2 separate regions of the Homo sapiens genome follow, and region 2 is linked to region 1. Evidence: read pairs that join two places in POLR2A ChIA-PET (ENCODE). Cell type or tissue: MCF 10A. All regions are shown on one strand. Each heading gives the region's core, and the rest is flanking DNA. Links, peaks and the distances in the headings are about the cores only.

Region 1 (5,379 bases), core at 189-5,188:
ATCTTTTTCTTCTCCACAATAGTCAGGAGGGCAGGAATTTCTATTTCTTCACAGAAGAGTGACCTGAAGCTCAGAGAGGGTGTAGCCATAGGCCTAGCAGGTGAAAGGCTGGGAGAGAATATGTCCCTCTCCTCTCCTCTCTCCCCACGATAACTGTTGACCATTGGCAAGGACAAACTTTAGTCCCACAAAGAATATGAGTTGCTACCAAAATGTTTTAACTAGCTGAACAGCTTTGTACAATTTGTTTATGAATCTATTGTTTATCTTCCTTGAGGGAGGAAATGGCTTCTCCATATTTTGTGGCTTGTTTGTCTGGCAGTCACCAGCAGCCCTCCTGCTTCATTCCCATTCTGCAAAAAGTCTCCTGAACCTGAAGCCAGATCCCGTGGGCTTCTCATCCAGACCTTGGCTTCCTTTCCTCCTTATGCTACTCTCTCCTTCTCACCTTCTTCCCTTCCCTCTGCCTCTTTTTCCTTTTCCCCTCTCCCCATCCTTCCTGCGATTGGTTTTTCTTTTTCATGGTGGCGTGCCTTTCATTGGAGGGGAGTCTACAGAGCACAGTGGTTTGGCTTTTGGGCTTTGAGGGGCAGGGAGAAAGAGCTGAGTTTGAACCTACCTCTGCCACTTAACAGCTGAATCTCTCTGAGCTTCCGTTTCTTCATTGGTCACATGGGGACAGTGGATAGAGCTATTCAAGGACTTAATGAAATGATGCCTGTAGAGCTTGTAACACAGAGCTTGGATATCATCAGTGCTTGGTCAGTGGTGGTTCATATAACTATGACTGAGAACAGACCACTTCAAGGCCAGTGTTCTTGTTGGTGATGCTTTTAAATTGACAAAGCCAGTTTATAAAATGAGATTAAAATGGAGGCAGAAATCTAATGTAAATGTGGGAATCCCAGCCTCTTTATGATGTTCTTTGAACTGGGGTGTTTTTAAAAATAATCTGAGGGAAGATAGAACGCACTGGTCTGGCCAGTGTTTGTGGAAGATGTAAACCAGGGGTTCTGAAAATGGGGCCTAGACCTCCACACTCCATATCTTGGCCCTCCCGCTGAGCTGTGCCCTGTGTCCTGGTGCCGTGGTGGGGCTGGGGCTGCGTGGACTCACTGTGGAGGTTTCCCTTGCAGGGCCCCCAGATCAAGGGATGGCATTACTGCTCTGAGGACACATTTTCAGCAGTGATGGGGCTGGGGGAGAAGGGTCGTGAATGTCCTTTAGCTCTATTCTTATAGCTGGCATGAGACTTCACTTTTCACGCCCTCTTGTAATAAATGGCTTTATATTACACCTAGACATGTGTCGTTTCCTGATTTGATATCTATCAGGCAACAAGTCTTTTTTTCAAAGCCTGCTATTTATAGTGACTCTGGGCTTTGTATAGTGGGCAAGTACTATAAAAGAATGCATAAAGTTGCTGTGAATCTAAAACTACTCTAAAATTAAAGTCTATTCATCACAAGAGGACTTTGTAACCAAAAAAAATGCATAAAGTCTAAAACATCTTCATAAGATTGTTAGGTACTCAGAGTGGATATCCAAGAGGGAAAAACACGATGCCCTTCAATGGTCAGGGAGGGCTTCCTGGATGAGGCTGGATGATGATTTGAGCTGGTCTTATGGGGCAGCCAAGGTGAGGCTGCTGGAGAAGGAGCCTCATGCATCCTGGGTGTAGAAGTGGTAGGAACTGGGGTTTAGAAAGCCCCACAGATGGCCTTTGTGGTCCCTCTTGGAGCACCATCTCCCATTATCAAAAGCCCTCAGAAGTCCTGCGGCTAACATTTGACACCAGATTTCCCAAGTGTGTTTGACCACTCATAGCTGATGAACATGGAGGTCTTGAATGGGTTTCCACATGGCTTCTGTCTCTCTGACTAATGCTTCAGCTCATCTGGGCTACCACCTCACTTCTGTAAAACAGGGATTGGCAACTTTAAAAGTTCAGCCTCTTGGGAGCACCAAAAAATTATTTGAAGTTCACCTCTTATCTTTTTCCAGGCATTGCTCAAATATTTAGAAGGGTGAAGGTTTCTAGGGGGACTAAGCAGGGACATTGTTAGAGTTAGGGAGGGGGCTTCTTTGTTATCCCAGTCTCCCAAGATGATTGGACATTTCCAGCCCAGCCGAGTGGCCAAGCCTGTTTGCATGGAGTTAAATGCCCAGCCCCACCCCACCCCTTGTTCCCACCAGCAAACCTCAAAGTCTATTAACAGCCTCTGTCCTGATCATGATTCATCCTTCCTGCCCCTTCTGTATTCTGGTTACTCAGAGCCGTGAGCCAAGGTTGATTACTAATGCCATCCAACTGACCTTGCCCATGGAGAGCTTACCTGGTAGATTAAACATTCTTCATCAGATGACACCTCAGGTTGGGTTCTGTTTGTCAGCTAGCTCTGTACATTGCAACAATGGATTGTCCTAGATGCAGACGGAGACCCTTTTCAGGACCAGGAAGTCAGGGGACACATTATCTGAGGAGTTTGGGGTGCCAGGGTTATTGCGGGTATAGAGACAGGAGGTGCCCCAGGCCAAGAGCTCCTGTGCTTAAAGAGCCACATAAAAGTGGTGGAAATATGCTCTACATCAAATCTTCACGTGCTGCCCTGGAGATTGGCCGTTGGCTCCTTCTCACCATTGGTGGAACCTTTCTAAAAACATTTCATTATATTATTATACCAGTCATAGCCATTATTCTATTTTTTTTAATTGCAACATTAAGGCCGGGCGCGGTGGCTCATGCCTGTAATCCTAGCACTTTGGGAGGCTGAGGCGAGCGGATCATGAGACCGGGAGTTCGAGACCAGCCTGGCCAATATGGTGAAACCCTGTCTCTACTAAAATACAAAAAAAAATTAGCCGGGCGTGGTGGCGCACGCCTGTAATCCCAGCTACTCAGGAAGCTGAGGCAGAATTGCTTGAACCCAGGAAGCGGAGGTTGCAGTGAGCTGAGATTGCACCACTGCACTCCAGCCCAGGAGACAGAGCGAGACTCCGTCTCAAAAAAAAAAAAAAAAAAATTACATTATAGCTAGAGCTACCCCTACTTCTTACCCCTAATTCCTACCCCTACTCACTCTCTTCTCTTTTCCAAAAGATGGCAGAACTGAGACTGCAATCCAGACATCCTGACTTCTAGCATTGTTTCCCCAAAGGGCTCAGATCCTTAGGGATCAGGTGTCATTGGTGGGAAACCCTAGTATCTCAATATCCTGATATCCTGGCCCAAGATTGTTCAGTGTCCTGGGACAGGCCAGGCAGGGTCTCAGGGGATTCGTCCAACAGAGGCTTGGAGCTCCTCAGGTCCAACTTTATTCTGCAGAAGGTGAGTCTGAGGTGCAAGGAGGGGAAGTCATTTGCCCAACCAGGTCACAGGGCACATCTCTCTTTCTGTTTGGTCCGGGTTATCTTTATATTGGGTTTGCATTTCCTGAATACACAGCAACAGGGTGGGGGGTGGGTGGAGGACAGGGGAAGTGGGCTTAAAAGAACCCCATCTGAAAATGTTTAGATTTCCTGTGACTGTCCCGTGAAGAGGGAGATAATCTGTGTTCACGGAACTAAGAGGAGAGGGAGAGACTTGGTTCAGGTCCAGGAGGCCAAGAGTGGAGAGAAAAAGGAGGACAACATGAGAGCTATTCAGAGAAAGCTGTGACATTTTTATGGATGAAATAGAAACAAATAGGAGTTTGTTTCTTTGCACTTCAGTGATGTCTTCTTGTTTGTATTTTTGGACAACACTCAAGCCATGTGGAGGCTCTGGCCTCGTTCTAGTAGCAGTGGTTTGTGGTCTTTGGAGGCTCTTTGGCCTGGGACCGGGCGCCTTTGGTTCTCATCTCCCTTGAGTTGGCTTCTACCAGGATGTGTGATCCTTTGGAACTCTCTCTTCCTCCCTCGGAGCTTCCATAGCTTATCTCAAGGTGGAAATAAAACCTCCTGCTGGGCCTGCCTCACAGAGAAATAATGGGTATGAGAGTGTCCCCCACAAACTGTCAGGGTTAGATTGGCCTCGTTTTTTCTTTTTCCACGTCTGTGAGGCTGGCATGAGCTCTGAGGGAGTCAGGAGCTTCCACCAGGGAAGGCCCATGTGCCCATCAGATCAGGTGGCACATGTGGCCACAGAGGCCACTCCAGACCCGATTTCCTGGGACAGCCCTTCCAGGCAGTGTGTCCCCAGTTCCTTAAAGGGGGATGTCATTTAAGCAGGAAAGGCTGTAACTAAAAGTAAGGAAATGGTATATACGGACAGAGTTACTACCAATTTTCTGGAATTGGAGAGCTGGGTACCCTCTTGAAACAGAAAACGAAGTAGAATATCACTTTATCTGGTATCATAGAGGAACTGAAATGACTCCAGCTAACAGGGCCCACCCCTTCTAACTTTTTTAGGTGGTGATACCAGGTAAAGTGATATTCTACTGGATACAATTAAGCTTTAGATTGCCACTAAATAATTGCGTCTCATTTCCTCTTCGGGGGTCTTGAACTGCTTGAGAGCCATATCCCAGAAAGTAGAAAACCACCTTCGTTACCAGTAACACCAAATTAGAGAACTCAGCCTGACCCGTGGCCACACCAATTCCCTCTTTTGCACCCCTTGAATTGCACTGACCAGTGTAGACTTGTAGGCCTCTCTCTCTCGGACTTCCTGCAAGGATGAGCCAGTCATGTGCATGTTTGCATTCTGTTTCCTGCTGTCAGTGAACAATTCTACTGAACGAACTATGGCCTTTCCTTGATGTCTCTGGATCATCATTGTGGATAAAATGAATGTGCCCTGGACACAGGTGCTTTCAGGGGATGTTAGAGTAAGCAAGGTCATTGGTCCCTATCCCAAAGGGCCCAGGCTGCCCTTCTCTCTTCCCTCCTGCGTCCACTCCTGGCAATTTCTGCCCCTGAGCAACATTCTGCTGATTGAAACAAAAGGAGGGCTGAAGGTTGTCCAGGAAACAAATAACCAAACCAACTCAATCATGCCTGAGTCATTGAGCCTGGTCTAAACTGTAACCCACGTCAAAACAAAACAACAGAAACCCCACCCCAGGCAATGAGACTGCTCGAGTCCTCCCTGGGAGCACATGTGTCCTGTACCTTCTCTTGTTTAATCTTCTCAGAAACCCAGAACAGTAGGTATTATTATTACTGTTTTACAGATGTCAAAATTGAGGCTCAAAAGCGAAGTTAGATAGGCCTGCTGGAGGGACTCACTATGCCAGTGGAACGTTGAGATTTGAACCCCAATCTTTGACTCCAGAAGCAGTGCTCTTGGTGTTTCCATGAGGAAAATATTTGTCATCTAATCCATTTGTTTCTCTCCAATGAGATATTCCTGATGAGTAAAAACTTGTCCAGACAGGGCCGGGCGCAGTGTCTTAT
Region 2 (5,379 bases), core at 156-5,155, 170 kb before region 1:
AGCCGAGATTGTGCCAGTGCACTCTAGCCTGGGTGACAGAATAAGACCCTGTCTCAAAAACAAACAAACGAACACATAACAACAACAACAATAACAACAAAATTAAAAACAAAAAAGTTTCATCTCAATCTCACACCTTATATAAAAATTAACTCAAAAATGCATCATAGATGTAAAAATAAAATGTAAAACTATACAACTTTTAGAAGAAAACAGTAGAAATGTACATGATTTGGGATTAGGGAGTGTTCTTAGACCTAACATCAAAAGTACAACCTGGCCGGGCGCGGTGGCTCATGCCTGTAATCCCAGCACTTTGGGAGGCCGAGGCAGGTGCATCATGAGGTCAGGAGATCGAGACCATCCTGGCTAACACGGTGAAACCCTGACACTACTAAAAATACTAAAAATTAGCCGAGCGTGGTGGCAGGCGCCTGTAGTCCCAGCTACTCGGGAGGCTGAGGCAGGAGAATGGCGTGAACCCGGAAGGCAGAGGTTGCAGTGAGCTGAAATCGCGCCACTGCACTCCAGCCTGGGCAACAGAGGGAGACTCCGTCTCAAAAAAAAAAAAAAAAAAAAGTACAACCCATAAAATGGGAAAGTAACAAATTGGATTTTATTAAAATTAAAAGCTTTGGCTTTGTGAAATACACCGTTAAGAGAATGAAACTGTAGACTAAGGGAAAATATTTGCAAATTGCATGTGCAAAGGAGTTGTACCTAGAAAAACTCCTCAAAGCTCAATAGCAGGAAAACAACCAAATTAAAAATCAGGAAAACATCTTGTTAGTTTAATACTTTTCTTTTCTTTTTTCTTTCTTTTCTTTTCTCTTTCTCTCCTCTCTCTCTTTCTTTCTCCCTTTCTTTCATTCTTTCTCGCTTTCTCTCTCTCTCTCTGTCTTTCCTTCTTTTTTTTTTTTTTTTTTTTTTTGAGGCAGACTCTCACTCTGTCGCCCAGGCTGGAGTGCAGTGGCACAATCTCGGCTCACTGCAAAACCTCCGCCTCCTGGGTTCAAGAGATTCTCCTGCCTCAACCTCCAGGTAGCTGGGATTACAGCCGCCCACCACCATGCCCAAGTAATTTTTGTATTTTTTTAGTAGAGACGGGGTTTCACCATGTTGGCCAGGCTGGTCTTGAACTCCTGACCTCAAGTGATCCGCTGCGCCGGGCCTAGTTTTTTTTTTTTTTTTTGAGATGGAGTCTCGCTCTGTAGCCCGGGCTGGAGTGCAGTGGTGCAATCTCGGCTCACTGCAACCTCTGCTTCCCAGGTTCACACCATTCTCCTGCCTCAGCCTCCCAAGTAGCTGGGACTACAGGCACCTGCCACCAAGCCCTGCTAATTTTTTTGTATTTTTAGTAGAGACAGGGTTTCACCGTGTTAGCCAGGATGGTCTCGATCTCCTGACCTTGTGATCTGCCGCCTCAGCCTCCCAAAGTGCTGGGATTACAGGTGTGAGCCACCGCACCAGCTAGTTTAATTCTTACAATCCTTAAAGCAAGGATTTTACATCGTGATATTAAACATCGTGATATTAAACATCATGATAGAAAACCAATGACCAATGACTTTGTTTCCAGTGCCTTTATAAAAAATAGTACTTTATAGATAATTTATGTCAGTGTACACGGGGTATACAAGTAATTGAGATTTTAAATTTTACTCTGTTTAATATTATGGGAAACTTATAAGCTAGGTATTTTATTCACTTCAGTTTAATGCAAGTGGTTAGCTCTTCCAGAAAGTTTTCTGTGACTTTTTTTTTTTTTGAGACCGAGTCTGGAGTTCGAGACCAGCCTGGCTAACATGGTGAAACCCTGTCTCTACTAAAAATACAAAAATTAGCCGGCCATGGTAGTGGTGGGGGCCTGTAACCCCAGCTACTTGGGAGGCTGAGGCAGGAGAATCACTTGAACCTGGAAGGCAGAGGTTGCAGTGAGCCGAGATCATGCCATTGCACTCCAGCCTGGGCAACAACAACTACTACTATATCTATCTATCTATCTATCTATCTATCTATCTATCTATCTATCTATCTATCTATCTAATCTATCTATCCTGAATAGGTAAATCCAGAGACAGAGGCAGATTAGTGGTTTCCAGGGGCTGAGGAGAAGAAATGAGGATTAACTGCTTTATGTGTAAAGTTTCCCTTCAGGATGATACAAATATTTTGGAACTAGATAGAGGTGATGGCTACACAAGATTGTGAATGTACAAAATGCCACTTAATCATACACTTTAAAATGGCTAAGTTTGTGTTCTGTATATTTTACCTCAATTTGAAAAAGAAGGTTGTGTCTCTGGAATCTTGTTTATGTTTGTAGAAAAATCTTTATTTTTCAGGGAAATCATAAAGAGTGAATCTAGCTCTGCCCATTTCTGAGCTAGGAACTATGAGTGGAATCCAAATGAATCAGAGCCACGCTGTTTTTTTGAAAGTGAACTGGATAGTCTAATAATGTGCTGAGGAATTCAGTAGTCAGAATGGTTACAAGTTAGCATAATGTATTCCCATTACACCACCTTTTCAATGCTCCTCCTATGTAAAAGGTATCAATAAATATATAATTGAACCAAAATCCTCTTTGTTGGAATATATTCTATTCAGCTGCTATTGCCCAAGTGGCCCTTGCAAATCTTGGGATGCTGTGCCTGTGAAAGCATTTTGTATTGTGATGGTGGCCTCAGGGTGAGGGAAGTGAGGATCAAGGGGAATGGGCTGTTTGCAAAATGTGGCTTCGGGGCCTGGAATGTTTAAAAAATTTTGAAATCCCAGCCTTTTCTTTTCATTAGTGATGACCCTTTCAAACACCCAAGCCTCTTTTCTTGAAATTCTTAATCTCGTTTTTCCTTTAAAAATGTATAAAATCCCGTGCATGATACATGCCGAATGACTGTCCTTTAAAAATCATTACAATGTAAAGTTCTTTACTGAAATTTGTTTATTTGTATTTTATTTACTCTTAACCATGATCCTGAAATTTTTAGGTACAAGTTCTGGGCTGGATCTTCTCTGATTGCTCTTTATAGACCTACTTGCTACCTTTCTCTACTGTACCCTAGGCCCTGGAAGGCTGACCTCCATCGATTCCATCAGTGGGCTCCCATACCCTCTGGCTTCCTGTCAGGTTCAGCCGTGGGAGGCACAAACAGATCAGAGGGTAGGAAGAGAAATAATTTGGGATACGTATTTATCCACCTCCCTCTCTGCAGGCTATGAATTGGCTGTGGTTGTGTTCTTCTACTGAAGGCCACAGCTCCTTTTAGGTGGGCCTCTCTTACAGCTACACCTGTGGCCACAACTTCAGCAATCACTTTCACTCCATTGCAGATATTTTTTTTCTTGCTGTTTCTGAACTAGGAATGGTAAAGGCTCCATATTGGTTTTGGTCCTTTGGTGCTATACCACCCCTTGCTGGTTTCCCTTAATCCTGCACACACGTAATTTGTGGGGCCGGTGCAATGCAGGGTCCTTTGTTCAAAAATTACAAAGGTCGGCCGGAGTGGTTCATGCTTGTAATCCCAGCACTTCAGGAGGCCGAGGCAGGAGGACTGCTTGAGGCCAGCAGCTCAAGATGAGCCAGGGCAACATAACTAGACTCTTCCATTTCTATATACATTTTAAAAATTCCAAAGAATTTAAAGATGGGGATTGCAAAGCATTAAACTAGTGTGTGGCCCCTCTAATTTTGAGGTCTAGTTGCACAGGTTGCACACCCATGGAGCTCGGTCCTGCCTGCACTGTATTGTAAATACTACTTACCTTAAATGATCTGCAGTTATCTATTGAGAATACCACCTGTTTCCTGCCAGAATTCTTTCTGATACAAGGTCTCATGTGTTCTCTCTCCCACTTAAAAAGAATTGTGGCTCCATTAGGGAATCTGGAAAACTAGCTGTAATCTATACTCACTGTGCAATTTAAAACTTTAGTAGATTTGCATCTGCAATAGGAAATTAACTAATTCTCTCTTTTCCTCACCCTCACAGCTAAAGCCACTCATTTGGGACTAACTTGAAGCTGGGAACTATTGTGGGCCACCATAGCCCTTGCATGCCACCTACTATTGCCACAGCTGAAATGTGTGACTCCCAAGCACGCCTCCTGGGCAGGTGCAGGAAGTTTTAGGAGTTACCCAAACCAGTTGATCACTTCTAGTTTTTTGTATTGGATACAGAATCTACTAAATAGGCTAATTAAAAAATATATGGCTTAAGCTGAGAACCTTCTCATATCCTGGAACCTATTTTTCTCTCTGGCTAGAAACTTACCCTAGATAGCAATCTCTTAGTATTACTAAACAAATATCAGTTAGGCCTCTGGTCTTGAGTAAGGCCAGCTCTCTCAATACCATCCTTAACAGAATTGAGGGTTGAAGTTACTACAATAAATTATGCTGCCTTGTTGGTTTCAAATGGGAGTTCCATAAACCCTCCTGTGCCTCAATTTTCTGTTTTTGTTTTCATTGCTTTGGTTGTTGCAGATTCAAGGATGGCAAAGAAACAAGGGTTTGAGAAACACCCTACAACCCTATTGTTTCATTGCTTTCACTTGCCACTGAAAGTGAACGACTCGCCTGCCTCTGGATCACTGGGACTGCTTCAACAACTGCATGAATTATATCCATCACTCATCCCTAAAGCACACACTTGATTTGTGCTATCCCCTTCATTTGGTCCTGTTGCCTCTCTGAGACTTCATTCTGCAGCAGTGGGTAGAAAGGCAACTGAGGTGGTATTTCCCCCTCCATGCTCTTGTCTATTTTTCCATGCCTGCAGTTTGTCCAGTTTTTAAGAAGCTCTCCCAAAGCTCCACCTTTAATATAAAGGGAAGTATTTTATAGAAGGGTTCACTTATTTGAAGAGTTACCAAATATATTGTCTTATCTTTTCCCCAAAATGCACACTTTCTCTTAAAGAGGACAAACTTTCATTTCAAAACGGGGTCATATGTAAAAATCATTCCAGCTGCTTAAATCCAGAGCATGGAAAAATTACTCCAAGAACAATATACAAATGCTCACTGGGCCTAAAACGTTTCGTTTGATTATGGACTGGATACATTTCCATTCAGCTCTGATTTGTTCCTGAGATAGGCAAATAACCAGCGTAGCCTCAGAAATGATCCTTCTCTTGGGAAAGCCAGCAGCATTGTGGACAGTCTAGACAACTAGAAGGAGCCAGAGAGTTCTAGCATCTAAACTGAAAACGAGGGAAGTCAGTCACAGTTCTGGACTGGGTGGCAGAACCGTGAGCAGAGTTGAGAATTTCACCCAGTGCATCTGATTCCAAGTCTATAAATTCTTGAGGTGTCTCTGCAGTGATGCACATTTTCAGGGAAAACCAGCCCCTAACTTTAATTTGCCTGTTCCTGTCA

Evidence for each region. ChIA-PET counts read pairs that join two places held together with the same protein. Peaks named below come from ENCODE experiments on the same cell type or tissue, not always from the same donor. Only the 100,000 strongest peaks of a DNase experiment are listed, where the experiment ranks them.
Region 2: POLR2A ChIA-PET joins it to region 1 with 5 read pairs; 10 of 35 experiments call an interaction of 5 or more read pairs at or near these places.

The regions. Positions count from the first base shown.
Region 1 is chr6:42,291,825-42,297,203 of GRCh38, reverse strand. All of the region lies in intron 4 of TRERF1 (transcriptional regulating factor 1), which reads left to right. Among named protein-coding and RNA genes, the nearest start is that of MRPS10, 77 kb to the right of the region's middle. In MCF 10A, for the core only: no CTCF peak of the experiment used is centred there; DNase peaks (open chromatin) are centred at 2,263 and 4,993.
Region 2 is chr6:42,458,132-42,463,510 of GRCh38, reverse strand. No RefSeq gene overlaps it. Among named protein-coding and RNA genes, the nearest start is that of TRERF1, 8.9 kb to the right of the region's middle. In MCF 10A, for the core only: no CTCF peak of the experiment used is centred there; no DNase peak of the experiment used is centred there.